Linked DNA regions of Homo sapiens: region 1 is linked to region 2. A link is a contact called in ENCODE Hi-C or POLR2A ChIA-PET data. All regions are on one chromosome and are shown on one strand. The core of a region is the stretch at or near the end of the contact, and the rest is flanking DNA. Distances in the headings are between cores, read along the strand shown.

The links. Hi-C counts contacts between places; a loop is a spot of excess contacts on that map. ChIA-PET counts read pairs that join two places held with the same protein, here RNA polymerase II (POLR2A). Pooled maps may share reads with other maps.
Region 1: a map of Right ventricle myocardium inferior shows a loop between it and region 2 (3-fold over the local background). The contact joins the promoter of LINC01767 here to the enhancer-like site in region 2. A Hi-C loop is called at or near these places in 5 of 168 maps with a recorded cell type or tissue (Caco-2, Right ventricle myocardium inferior, heart left ventricle and 1 more) and 7 of 50 pooled maps. POLR2A ChIA-PET finds 5 or more read pairs at or near these places in 2 of 52 experiments (BJ and MCF 10A).

The regions. Positions count from the first base shown.
Region 1 is chr1:56,413,600-56,417,019 of GRCh38, forward strand. It overlaps LINC01767 (long intergenic non-protein coding RNA 1767), which reads left to right and starts at 1,364. Exons shown (of 4, transcript NR_147163.1): 1 at 1,364-1,551; 2 at 1,649-1,743; 3 at 1,934-2,010; 4 at 2,183-2,367. The region is part of intron 1 of LOC124904185 (a long non-coding RNA gene); the gene reads right to left.
Region 2 is chr1:56,283,827-56,287,645 of GRCh38, forward strand. All of the region lies in intron 1 of LOC124904186 (a long non-coding RNA gene), which reads right to left. Among named protein-coding and RNA genes, the nearest start is that of LINC01767, 130 kb to the right of the region's middle. Within about 2 kb of position 1,353, at least 5 of the 41 ENCODE cell types and tissues checked have a DNase peak (open chromatin) inside an H3K27ac peak, as active enhancers do.

The sequences.
Region 1 (3,420 bases), core at 114-2,613, 130 kb after region 2:
CCTGTCAGGTCCATGCCCACCTCACAGGGATGTTACTAGAAATAACATGAGGCAATTGAAGCATCTGGCACCTAATAACATTCTGTTCTTCCCCTAGGATCCTGTGACCACATCACAAACATCCCCCAGTTCCACGGGTGACTGTTTATCGTAACCCCACAGCCTTCCTTCAACCCAGCTGCTACCATCTCTCACCTGTACTATGTGATAGCCTCTGGACTTTTGTCCCCACTTCCTGCCTCATTCCGCTTTGGTCTGTTTTTCACAAAGCAGCCAAAAATGCTTGAAAATGCGTGGTGCTCATGCCTTTCCTCTGCTTCACACCCTCCCACGATTCTCCCTTGACCTCTGATAAAGTCGAAACTTTAGAACAGCTTTCATGGCCTTAATTGTTCAGCCCCTGCTCCCCTTTCAGCCTGGTCTGCCTCCCGCTACCCCATTCCACTCCATGCTCATGTTTGTCCACAGACTTCTGCCTGGAACACCATCCCTGCTGCACACCTCTTCTGCATGCTAATGCCTCTCCCTTCTCAGTGCTTCCTGGAGGAAGCCCTATGCTTTGATGCTTCTTCCAGGAAGCAACCCATGATTTCTGACCACCACAACCACGCCAAGCAACACTGGATTCAGTGCTCCCTCTCTGTCCTTCCTACCTTCTGTTTTTTCCCCATTTATCACAGTCTGTTACAATCTACTTCTCCGTATCCATCACTAGATAGTCATTTCTTAGGAATAGCTTTTGAAGCTTTTATCCCATATCTGACCTATTTTGAATGAATGAATAATCTCACAATGAATGAATGGCAGGGATGAGATTAAAACTCAGGTCAATCTGATCCCCAAACGTATGGGTTCCCATCATCCCAGTTGAAACCTAACTAAAAACTGAAGTAGTGCCATCCCCCCTCCACTGCCCCATACCCCCAATGGGTCTGCTCCCACCAGCCCCCCACCCTGCCCCCCACCACACACACACACACACACACACACACATCCCTAGCTTAGGGTCCCTCTATTTGGCATGGACTCATTTTCTGCCAGGAATGCATATCTTCCTTGCAGGCTGAGGCACTATATGGACTGTACTAAAAACACTCAACCCACTGATTCTGGTGAAATTATTTTGGAGTGACAGGGATAGGCAGGGGCTTTCCTGGGCTCAGGACTCTAGCTGGGGAGTGGCAAAAGCCACAGTGCAACTCAACTCAGGAGAAAATAAATGCCTGGAAATTTGAGCCAGCTGTTTTTTTCTTACTCACCAAAGTGCATTGAGTCAACCCTTAATCTTTTGTCAATATTTGCGGACTGAAAACACGACAAACCACCCCCTGTGCCGCTCAGAGTGTAGACACTGACTGATGGGACCAGGTACAAAATCCCCTGGGACAAAACAGAACTTTCATAACTGGCTGTAGAGTTATTGTTTTTGCCTTTTGGAAGCTTCCACCTTGTGACGGGAAGAGCACTGTCAGCCCAACACAGAAACTCTGCCGCCTGGAGTCACGTGGATCCAGATGCGAAGGGACTCCAACGTCATGCTAAGGAGTTTGGGTAATAACAATGATAAAATGCACTTATTGAGGTAGTGTTTAATGTGTTTAATGTATCTTCTTTACACGTGTTTAATGTATCTTCTTTAATCCTGAAGGCTAAGAATTTGTACAGCCATATTACAGATTTGGAAAATGATGTGAAGAGAAGCTAAGGGATTTGCCACTGCCACTCAGCTGCCAAGGATCAGAGGCAGGATTCTAGTCTGTCCCCTTTGTTCCATCACCCCTGCCTCCCCCTGGGCCCAGCCACCATCACCTCTCCTGGGGGGAGCTCCTAATTGTTCTCCCTTCTTCCTCTTGTGCGCTCCTCCAAACTATCTCCAGCCAAAGTGATCTTTAACAATGTAAATCCAGTTATATCACTCTTTCCATTGTAACAGACATTACTTCTACTTCTCAACGTCCATCCTCCAACCATTGTCCAGTGATTCAGGCAGAATTCCCTCCTGCTCAGGAGGTGAGTCGACCCAGTAGTGCCACTGGCTCTGCAACAGGAATTGGTTAGCAGGGCTTTGCATCTCCTTGGCCACAGACGTTGGGCAGGTGTGGAAAAAGGCCATCAGCTAGATGCTCAAGATTGAATTCTGAGATTGTGGGGGTGATGCTCTTGCTCTCATCCCTGTCTGCAGGTAGCCATCCTGTGACCCTGGAAGAAACCAGCCCAAGGAAGGTGCTAACCTACAGAAGAAGGACATGGCCAGGGTAATCACATAGACCCGGAGTTGAAGCCCTGACTGCACCACACCCGAAGCCTCCCCACCTTTCAACCTCTCGGTGATGGTGAACCAATAAACTCTTTTTATTGTTCAAGCCAGTGTGAGTTAGGTTCGCTATAATTTGCTGCAGAAAGTCTCCTGAGTGATTCAGATGCCTGTTGGTGCTCCTGGAATTGCATCCAGATGCCCTACCTTAGTATTAAAGTCTCACTCAACTCTAAGATCAATGAGTGGGGAGGGTGAGGGCTAGATTTTCATTGACCCTGGTGTTGCCAGCCCCTGCTGGACATCAATCTGGCACAAAGCAGACAATGTTAATTTTTTTTTCCTTGAAGGAGTAAACCCAGGTCTCTCTCCAGTGTCTTATCAGCCTCCCAAAGGCGGGGAATCCCACTGGGGTCCCTGATCACCTTCCAGAGCCACCTCTCTGCAATCAGCTGCATTTTGCTAGAATCGGCCTTGCTGTCCACCTTCCCCATCAGCGTCCTCATGGAGACCACCATGAGGGAGGGGCCAGCGGGTCTGAACTTGAGGCTATGTCTAGCAGTGTGTCTGAGCTCCAGGTACCCAGGAGGGGGCCATGGCCGAGTGATGCCCAGGGCACAGGATGGTGCAAGCAAGATGTAAACAAGATGCAAACAAGATGGTGCAAGGAGATGCAAACAAGATGTTTGCAAGGAGATGTTTGCAACAAGATGTTTGCAAAGAGATGTTTGCAACAAGATGTTTGCAAGGAGATGCAAACGAGATGGTGCAAGGAGAGCCTCCAAAACAGCCTGGAATTCACACAAGTAAATGGGAGGGGCCTCAGAGCCACTGTGATTTGGGCAGCAATAAGTATGACCAGCAGGGTGACCAGTGGACCATGAGAAACATCCACATGTGGGTCCAAAGAACATTGCATTCCTTTGTTTATCTAACCCACATCCTCCTTCGTGTCTTAGGGCCTTTGCACTGCCCTTTCCTTGGACTGATTACCCAGTTACTCTACCTCATGACCAACCTCTGTCTTAATTCTCTGCAGAGTGCTTATCAATGGCTGATTGCATTTGTTTGCTTTTGTTTCTCTGTCCATGACAGCAAGGACCTTGATTGTCTTATTTATCACTACTTCTCTCATATCAAAAATCCCTCCATAGTCCTGGCTCAGC
Region 2 (3,819 bases), core at 103-2,602:
TTAAAAACATTATTTTCAGAATTAGAATAGTCCCTTTTCTGGCCTTTGTAACTAAATCGTAATGAAAAACTACCAATCATGGCCTTACTAAAAAATGTTCAAGACCTCAAAAGTTATCATTGCAAAAATGATTTTCTCAAGTCAGGTGCAGTGACTCATGCCTGTAATCCCAGCATTTTGAGAGGCCAAGGCAAGAGGATTACTTGAGCCCAGGAGTTTGAGACCAGCCTGGGCAACATGGCAAAACCCCATCTCTACAAAAAATTAAAAAATTAGCCAGGCGTAGTGGCACACACCTGTGGTCCAAGCTACTTCAGAGACTGAGGTGGGAGGATTGCTTGACCCCAGGAGGTTGAGGCTGCAGTGAGCTATAATTATGCCACTACACTCTAGCCTGGGTGATAGAGCGAGATCCCATCTCAAAAAAAAAAAAAGATTTTTCTCATTAAAAATGGTTCAAGATGGGGGAAAAGAAACTGTTTTTCTTTGACATCCACACTTTTGCACCTGCTGTTCACTGGGAATCACCTTTTTTATTTTAATCCGGACGACGCTTACTCTTTCAACTCTCTATTCAAGTGTTTTGCCGGACCTGACTCATAAGATTCAAATATAGGTACTGTGACTCTTTTTGACCCCTATAAGTATAAGCTAGTGTGGGAAGAAACACAAAAACAAACACATAATATGAAATGGTTCATCTTATAATCACTTGTCATATCACAAAGTCACAAAGGGAACATAGAGGAAGAAGCAAGAATCATGAAAGGTTTGCAGAGGAAATGTCTTGATCCGGCTGTTGAAGAAGGAGCAAGAACTGCCAGGTAGACGAGACAGGTGGAGAATTTCAAGCAGGAAGAACAGCAACGGCAAAGGCAGGGAGCAATGACAGAGTGTCTTTCCCCTAAAAACATGATGCATTCTTCCCCTAAATTCAGTCAAATACAAGGTTTAAGAAATTTAATAAATCCAAACCTTGGAGGTCATCTGTGTCAAAAATATGTATTTTACTCACACAGAGACAAAAACTAGCTTCCTAACACCAATCATTCAGAAGTGCAGTAAGCAATAACTGTGTTTCCCCAAATTCCCTGATGATAGGAATTATCAGGGCCTCTTATTAAAAACACAGGTTCCTGGTCCTCCTAGAGCTTCTTATTCAATGGGTCTGGGATGAAGCCAGAAACTTGTAATATTTAACAAACACCCTCAGGAGATTCTCATCATCAGAGAATTTTGGCAAACAATGATCTTTGGGCCCTGATGTTCAGCACTCCTCCAACAACCCTTTGCAGAGGAGGGAGATTCCAGCACCGTGGTCAGCCTCCTGGTCAGTTAACAATTAAACCGTGGGAACTGTTGCCCTGGGTTATGCAAGGAGATCTTTTACTAAAGAATGTTGCTTGTACCACATTTTCGTCTATAGACCCAGAGCCTGACAACTTTCCTATGTTCTCCTCTAATCCCCTTAACAATCCTGCAAGGTAGATAGTTTCTGCATTTTACAGACATGGAAAACTGAAGCACAAGGGGTTCGGAAAAATTGTAAACTGTCATGTACCTTATAATAAGTAGCCGCATGGGAATTTGAATCAGGTCCATCTGAATCCAGGCCCAAGCTCTTCCCAGAATCCTAGCATCTGGAAGGGTCAATGGTAGATTTGGCCCTCCCACAGCCAATCTATACGAATGGCTAGCCATAGTTGAAATCTACAAGCCTCAACTTCAGGATCTTTTCCATTTTAGGTTGACCCTTCACTGACCTCCACTTCCTCCACCCCACCTGCTTCACCCCAAGAAGCCATCCTGTTTGTGCCTGGCCACTCTGTTGCAATTTTCCACCAGGATTATTTGTGGCTATAACAAGCAAGACCACGCCAACGTCTGGCATTAAAAGAAGTTTGAGCCTTCATTCCTGAGGTAATGAGACCATTTTTTTCAAGTTCCTTCCTCTAAAGTTCATGAACTTAATAAAAAATAAAATAAGGCCAGATCTATTACAGCCCAGATCTGTGCTGCAGGAAGCCAGAGCTGATTGGGTAAAGGCAGAGCCTGGATGAAAAAGAAAATGTACTTATGAACTAACTCTGTCTTTACCTTCCACTGAATCCAGAGAAAGCCACAGTGGGAGGCACCACCACCCACATCTGAGCTTCCTGGTTACACACCACAGGCAGCACTAACATTACAGGAGCAAAGCGGACCTTGATATAAAGATGTTTACAGCCTTGTCTCCCTTTTGGAAACTGAGCTTTGGAGAAACCTGACACTTGGCTCTTTAAAGTGAGGATTCACATCCATCCTACCCCTGTGTACACCAACCACCCAGAAGAGTGTGAAATACTCAGGAAATGAGTGGAAGGAGTCACCCCAGGCTATGCCCTCTTTAGCCTCTTGCTCCTCAGTGCCAGGGGCCATTGCCACATGTCTCTGCAGCTGCCCGGCTCATGACCCCACATTGGTTCTTGTCATCATTGCAAATGTCTCCCCCTCTAAGACCCTTAAAGTCCACCATTCCACTCTAGGATCTCAATTCCTAGCAGCTCACTCTCAAAACTAATGCTTTAAGGCCTGTTAAAGAAAAGTTATTCAGTGATACTTGTTAAAGATTGGTAAGGCAGACTTTATCCAGGACAATTACCATACGCATAGAGGGACCACTGCAATGGGAGGTTGCAGTAGGGTAGAGAGATTGGGCTCAACTCCTAATACAGCAGGGGCAAGTGGGAATTTATAGCCAGAAAGCAGGGTGGCAGTCATGCCACCTGATGGAAAATTGCTAAGATGGAAAATTGCTAAGCAGAAACATCAAGGGTAAGGGGGATTTCTGGCAAAACTGACCTAACAGGATTCTTGCTGAAGATAGACTACAGTGGTTAGTCATCACCTGGTGGTGCAGGATGAGGAACCTACCAGATATCAAGAGGGATCAGGTATTGAGGGCAGGGAGTTCTTTCAAAACTGACTTAGTAGCATTCTTGCTAAAACTAGATTTTATAACAAAGAGCACAGATAGGCCTAGGAGAAGGTTTAGAAGACTGATTAAAGTGTGGCCAAATGAAGACTCTCTGTTAGACCCCACTGGATCCTCCAGGACCTTCCCTGCCCACCAGCCTCCTGCTAGCATTCACACATCTATTCAGAAGACATATTCTGAGTGCCAGTCACTCTCCAGGCAGAAGACTCACCTTAAATAAGACCCATCCTTGCTTTTACAGACTGCCCTCACTCCCTCTCCAACCTAGGCCTTCCTCTCACCAGCCTACAGATCACTCATTCTGCACCACCCAGTCACTCATTTTCCCTGCTTTGGCTGCCAATTTTGCCTAGTAATGCTGCATTGCACCATAACAAAAGTAACAAACTTGTCTTAGCTTCAGTTTCTGCATCACAAGGTTGCAATGAGAAATACACAAGAAAAAGAATCTAAAACCCCTAGTACATTGTGTAATACAACTAGGCGTTCAATAGGTACCATCACCACTCACTCTGCTGTTTGAAATCAGGCAGACCTACATTTGAATCCCAGCAATCCATTTAATTGCTGTGCATCCTGAACCCCAGCCCCCTCATCTGTAAAATGAAAGCTAACCAATAGCCAACTCTTAAGGGTATAAAGAAGATTTAGAAACAAACATGCCAACAACCCATTAGTGATATTGTGATTTCCCCAAATGAAAATGGTATCTATGGGCTTTGGATCCTACTAATATTGCCTAACTTCTAGGTGATTTTGTCAACTGCAGCTACACCCTGTTGGATCAGAGGAGCCTGCTGATGACAGGTTTAAGACCTGCTAGGCTCCTAGAACTTGTGCAA